Linked DNA regions of Homo sapiens: region 2 is linked to region 1. Evidence: read pairs that join two places in POLR2A ChIA-PET (ENCODE). Cell type or tissue: K562. All regions are shown on one strand.

What was found. Peaks named below come from ENCODE experiments on the same cell type or tissue, not always from the same donor. Only the 100,000 strongest peaks of a DNase experiment are listed, where the experiment ranks them.
Region 2: POLR2A ChIA-PET joins it to region 1 with 6 read pairs; 5 of 35 experiments call an interaction of 5 or more read pairs at or near these places.

What each region holds. Positions count from the first base shown.
Region 1 is chr9:129,742,016-129,744,515 of GRCh38, reverse strand. The region is part of intron 2 of PTGES (prostaglandin E synthase); the gene reads left to right. Among named protein-coding and RNA genes, the nearest start is that of PTGES, 9.8 kb to the left of the region's middle. RefSeq lists an enhancer at 1,319-1,819. In K562, no CTCF peak of the experiment used is centred here; a DNase peak (open chromatin) is centred at 1,319; H3K27me3 peaks cover 1,412 bases.
Region 2 is chr9:129,677,483-129,679,982 of GRCh38, reverse strand. The region is part of intron 1 of PRRX2 (paired related homeobox 2); the gene reads right to left. Among named protein-coding and RNA genes, the nearest start is that of PRRX2, 13 kb to the right of the region's middle. RefSeq lists enhancers at 1-211, 212-712, 2,008-2,500. In K562, no CTCF peak of the experiment used is centred here; DNase peaks (open chromatin) are centred at 937, 1,179 and 2,389; H3K27me3 peaks cover 2,162 bases.

The DNA.
Region 1 (2,500 bases):
GATGCCTTGACCTCCTGGGCTCAAACGATCTTCTCACCTCAGCCTCCTGAGTAGCTGGGACCACAGACACGTGCCACCATGCCTGGCTAATTTTTAAATTTTTATTGTTGTAGAGACGGGATCTTGCTATGTTGCTCAGGCTGATTCCAGCACCCAAGTGATCCTCCCACTTCAGCCTGAGATCACAGGTGTGTGCCACCACACCCAGCCCCATAACGTGCTTTTGATTCATTTGGCCGGAGCATCTGAGGGCAGTCAGAAAGTCTGGCAAAGCCAAGAGGGTGAAGTGAGCTTTAGCGATGGTGTCCAGGACAGGGCTGGTGATGGCGATGGAGGAGATGGCGGCTTGCTTAAAATCTCCCTACTCAGTCAAGCACAGTGGCTCACATCTGTAATCCCTGCACTTTGGGAGGCTGAGGCGGGTAGATCACCTGAGCTTAGGAGTTTGAGACGAGCCTGGCCAACATGGCAAAACCCTGTCTCTACTAAAAATACAAAAATTAACCAGGCGTGGTGGGGCTCGCCTGTAGTCTCAGCTACTCAGGAGGCTGAAGCACGAAAATCACTTGAACCCAGGAGGTGGAGGTTGCAGTGAGCCGAGATCACGCCACTGCACTCCAGCCTGGGGCACAGAGCGAGACTCTGTCTCAAAAAAAAGATCTTCCTACTCAGTGTCCAGGAGTGTTGTAAGCACTTTCCAGGAATTCACTCACTTGGCACTCTGAGGAGGGGCCTGGCACTCTCGGCTCTGCTCCTGAGGCTGTCCCTCTATGGGAAGGCGATTTCACTGTCTTGTATACCTGCCTTTGAAACGAAGCAGGCACTGCATTGCGTCAACCCTGATACAAAGTCAAGGAAATTGGCCCCACCGTGGATGCCAGCAGGGCTGGGGGAGAGAAGAGGAGACCCTGTGGAGCGGCCAGCAGCTGTCCCTGTCCTGGCCATCTGGGGATCACTGTCCTCACCGCTGTCACCTATGCAGGAAAATGCAGCTGGTGTGGAAAAGTCTGTGGAGGGTGAAGGCAGGCCTGATGCTGCAGGAGGCAATACAAGTCCAGTCTAGTAGGAATTTGCTTTGGGTGGCTTTTACCTTAAAAAAATGGTTATTATTTGAATGATGCATTTCACCCGAGCACGTCTGTGGTACGTGCCTGCCTCCATGTCTCTCGGTTTGGAGCCTGGAGGTGGGAGGAGGGAGGTGAGCTTTCTTCCATCATTCCTTGGTGTCTCCATTGCTCCCTGTCCCTGGCCACTGCGGCCTCGGAGGGGCCCCTCTGCGGTTTGAGACAGACCAGACGAGTGAGGGAGGGCTGGGCCAGCCCCAGGGGCTGACAGTCAGAGCTCCTGACCACCTCTCCTCCCACGCTGGTGACCGCTGAATTGCTGCCCAATGGCTGGAAATAGAAGGTGGGGCTCAGTCCCCGCTTTTTCTGCAAGGCCTGCTCCTCCCCAGCCTGCAGACATGCCAGGCAGAGCAGGATCCACGTCTGCCATGAACTTCCCGTCTTGTTCCTCCTTCCCACCCTGTGTTCCCCAACTTCTTTCCTTCACCCACTCTTCAGGGTTTGGCTATGTTTGTGAACTATCTGTACTATGATTCTCTTAACAGCTTTCCAAACATTGACTTACTCTTTTTTTTTTTTTGAGACGGAGTCTCACTCTGTTGCCCAGGCTGGAGTGCAGTGGCGCGATGTTGGCTCACTGCAACCTCTGTCTCCCGGGTTCAAGAGATTCCCCTGCCTCAGCCTCCCGAGTAGCTGGGACTACAGGCGCCTGCCACCACGCCTGACTGATTTTTGTATTTTTAGTAGAGATGGGGTTTCACCATATCAGCCAGGATGGTCTCGATCTCCTGACCTCGTGATCCGCCCGCCTCAGCCTCCCAAAGGACTTACTCTTAAAATATCAACACATACTTTAAGGAATAGCTGAGTGAACGAGTTGCATATGCTGGTTGTGCTTTTCCTGAAACTTTCAAATAAACATTACAAAACTCCTCATCCAGGTGGCACTCCCTTGTGAATCACTTGTGACAGGCAGACCTCATTTTGGGACATAATCAAAAATGGGTTTTCCAAGGGTGTCCCTCTAATCAGCCTGTAGGGGGATGTGGGTACCCACAGCTCAATTGCCAGAGGACGGAGTGATTTTTGTTTTGTTTTATGTTTTTTTTTTTTTTTTTTTTTTGAGACAGAGTCTCACTCACTCTGTCGCCCAGGCTGGAGTGAAGTGACACGATCTTGGCTCACTGCAACCTCCACCTCCCAGGTTTAAGTGATTCCCTGCCTCAGCCTCCTGAGTAGCTGGGAACTACAAGCACACACCACCATGTACAGCTAATTTTTTTTTTTTGTACTTTTAGTAGAGATGGGATTTTGCCATGTTGGCCAGGTAGGTCTCAAACTCCTGTCCTCAAGTGATCCACCAGCCTCAGCCTCCCAAAATGCTGGGATTACAGGCATGAGCCACTGCACCCGGCCAAGGATGGAGTGATTTTGGA
Region 2 (2,500 bases), 65 kb after region 1:
TGAGGCTCAGAGACATGAGTGCTTTGCCAAGATCACCCAGCAAGTGGAGCTGAGGTTGGGCCAGAATCTCCACAGCAGAGCCGGGCCACTCCCCAGCGTGTCCTATCCCTGGGAAACGGAGGCCCTGGAGGGGTGCCCTTGGGAGCTCTCTGGAGCTGGCTCTACATTTCTCTGTCTGCATCACCACTGAGCTGCATGGGGGACAAGAGGGGCTGCCCCTGCCCCTAGCCCGCCTGCCTGGGCCAGGGATCACCTCTGGTTTCGTTCAGCAGCCCCTGCTCCAGCGTTATGGAACCTTCTTACCTTTCCCTTCCTAACCAGGCCTGGAGAGGCTGGGTAAGGTCGCAGTCAGCCCAATCCAGGGACTCCAGGTCGGCAGGGGTAGGGAATAGATCACAGTCAAGAGCCCAAGGCCTGGTGCCCCCACGTACTTACTGTGTAACTTGGCTTCCTGGGCCTCAGTTTCCTCACCTAGAAAATGGGGTCATAAAACCGCCTGCCTTCTAGAATGTTTGGGAGGATTTAATGAGATGATCCATGCAGAGGGTGTAGCACTTGGCAGGTGCACAATAAATGGTCCTCTTGGATCATGGGGCCGACGATGATGGAGGTGGGCCCTCACAGCCACCTCCCCCCTGCCACCGTCACCCAGCTCAACTGTTCCGACTCTGCAGCAGCACCCCGGACTCCCTCCATTCCTTGTGGAATACAGGATTCAAGGTCAGATAGCCTGGGATGGCCTTCCTTCCTCATCTTGTGAACAAAGCTTCCACCCCAGGGTCGTCATGCACTTGGGACACACAGCCCTGGTCCTGGGTCCCTGACACCATGAATTCATCACCAGCCATGGCTCCCCAGTGCCTGGACATCTGCACCCCCGTCCCCACCTCCCTGATTGGTGCTGCCGTCCTGCACGTGGTGGACTGCGACGTGGGGCACGGCCACCTGCCCCACCTCTGGCTCTAAATGGCTCCTGGAGCTTTCCCTCCCTGGCTGAGGATCTGGGCTTCTCAGGCAGTGCAGGTCTCACGGCAGCTGGGCCAGGGGCAGCCAGTTAGGGGCTTGTGGTCAGCTCCTTTGGAGACTGGGGCAGCCCAGCGAGCTCTGGGCAACTGAGACACAACTGTCATCCCCATATCACACACTGGCTTCCCATGTGACCGTAAGAGATGCTCACTGAGAGCGCCCCCAGAGAGGGCCGGAGTGAGTGGCCACTCTGGACACTCACAGACACACAGAACGCATCCCCACTGCTCTTAACACAAAAGTCACACACCTCAAACAAGGTCTGCCAGATCACAGGCCCCCATCATGCTCTCTCCCACCCTTTCTGCTCCAGAACAGCCATGCTCTTTCCAACTCGGAGCCTTTCCGTCTGCTGTTTCCTCCACCCGGCGTGCCCTCCCTGACCTCCTCTACTGGACAACTCCACTCATTCTTGAGGTCCCTTCTGAAATTCTGTTTCCCCCAGGAAACCGTCCCTGAACCTCCAGACAATGTAGGGGCCCCGTCGTGTGTTGTCATAGCATCCAGCATGTCTCCTTCACACCAAGGACCACAGCTCCCTTGATTCCTGCAGGGGCCCCTGTGCCTGGCCAGGGCCTGGCGTGCAGTAGGTGCTCAACAATATTTGTGGAAGGAGAGAAGCATTCACAGAAGGCCTCCCTGACTTTTCCTCCCTTGACAGAGAAACCAGCCCCTTGAAAAAGCCGCCCCCTAGGCTGGGCACAGTGGCTCACGCTTGTAACCCCAGCACTTTGGGAGGTCGAGGCAGGCGGATCACCTGAGGCCAGGAGTTCGAGACCAGCCTGGCCAACGTGACAAAACCCCATCTCTACTAAAAATACAAAAATGTGCCAGGCATGGTGGTACGTGCCTGTAATTCTAGCTACTCGAGAGGCTGAGGCAGGACAATCACCTGAACCCTGGAGGCGGAGGTTGTAGCGAGCCGAGATTGCGCCACTGCACTCCAGCCTGGGCGACAGAGTGAGACTCCATCTCAAAAAAAAAAAAAAAAAAAAAAAGAAAGAAAGAAAGAAAAAGCAGCCGCAGCCTTAAATTTGCTGCAACAGCAACAGTTTTCTTTAAACAGCAACCCTGCTTTCAGCTGGTATTAGATCTTTGCCTTTTCTTTCTTCCTTCCCAGTGAAATCAGAGTAGTCCGTTTTTACTTCTTGTCTCTAGCAATTTCCCGCTTTGAGCCCTGACACTCTCCTCCCGCAGGGATGTGGTGGTGGGGCGGCCCGCTCTGCGGGAGAGGCTGGCCTTCCAATTAAAACATGATGTCTCTAGGAAACATGAGCTTCCCTAAGGCAAGGGCCCCTCCCTGGTCACCCCCCTCCCCATCACAGCAAGGCCTGGAGCCTCCCCGCCTGACCATGCCACGGCCCAGTGTCTGCATGGGTGTGTCCCTGCAAATGGGGGGTTTGGAGGGGGGCCTTCCTCAGGACACTGCAGAGCTCTCCAGGCAGGAACCGGGAGGTGGGGAGGAACCCCCCCA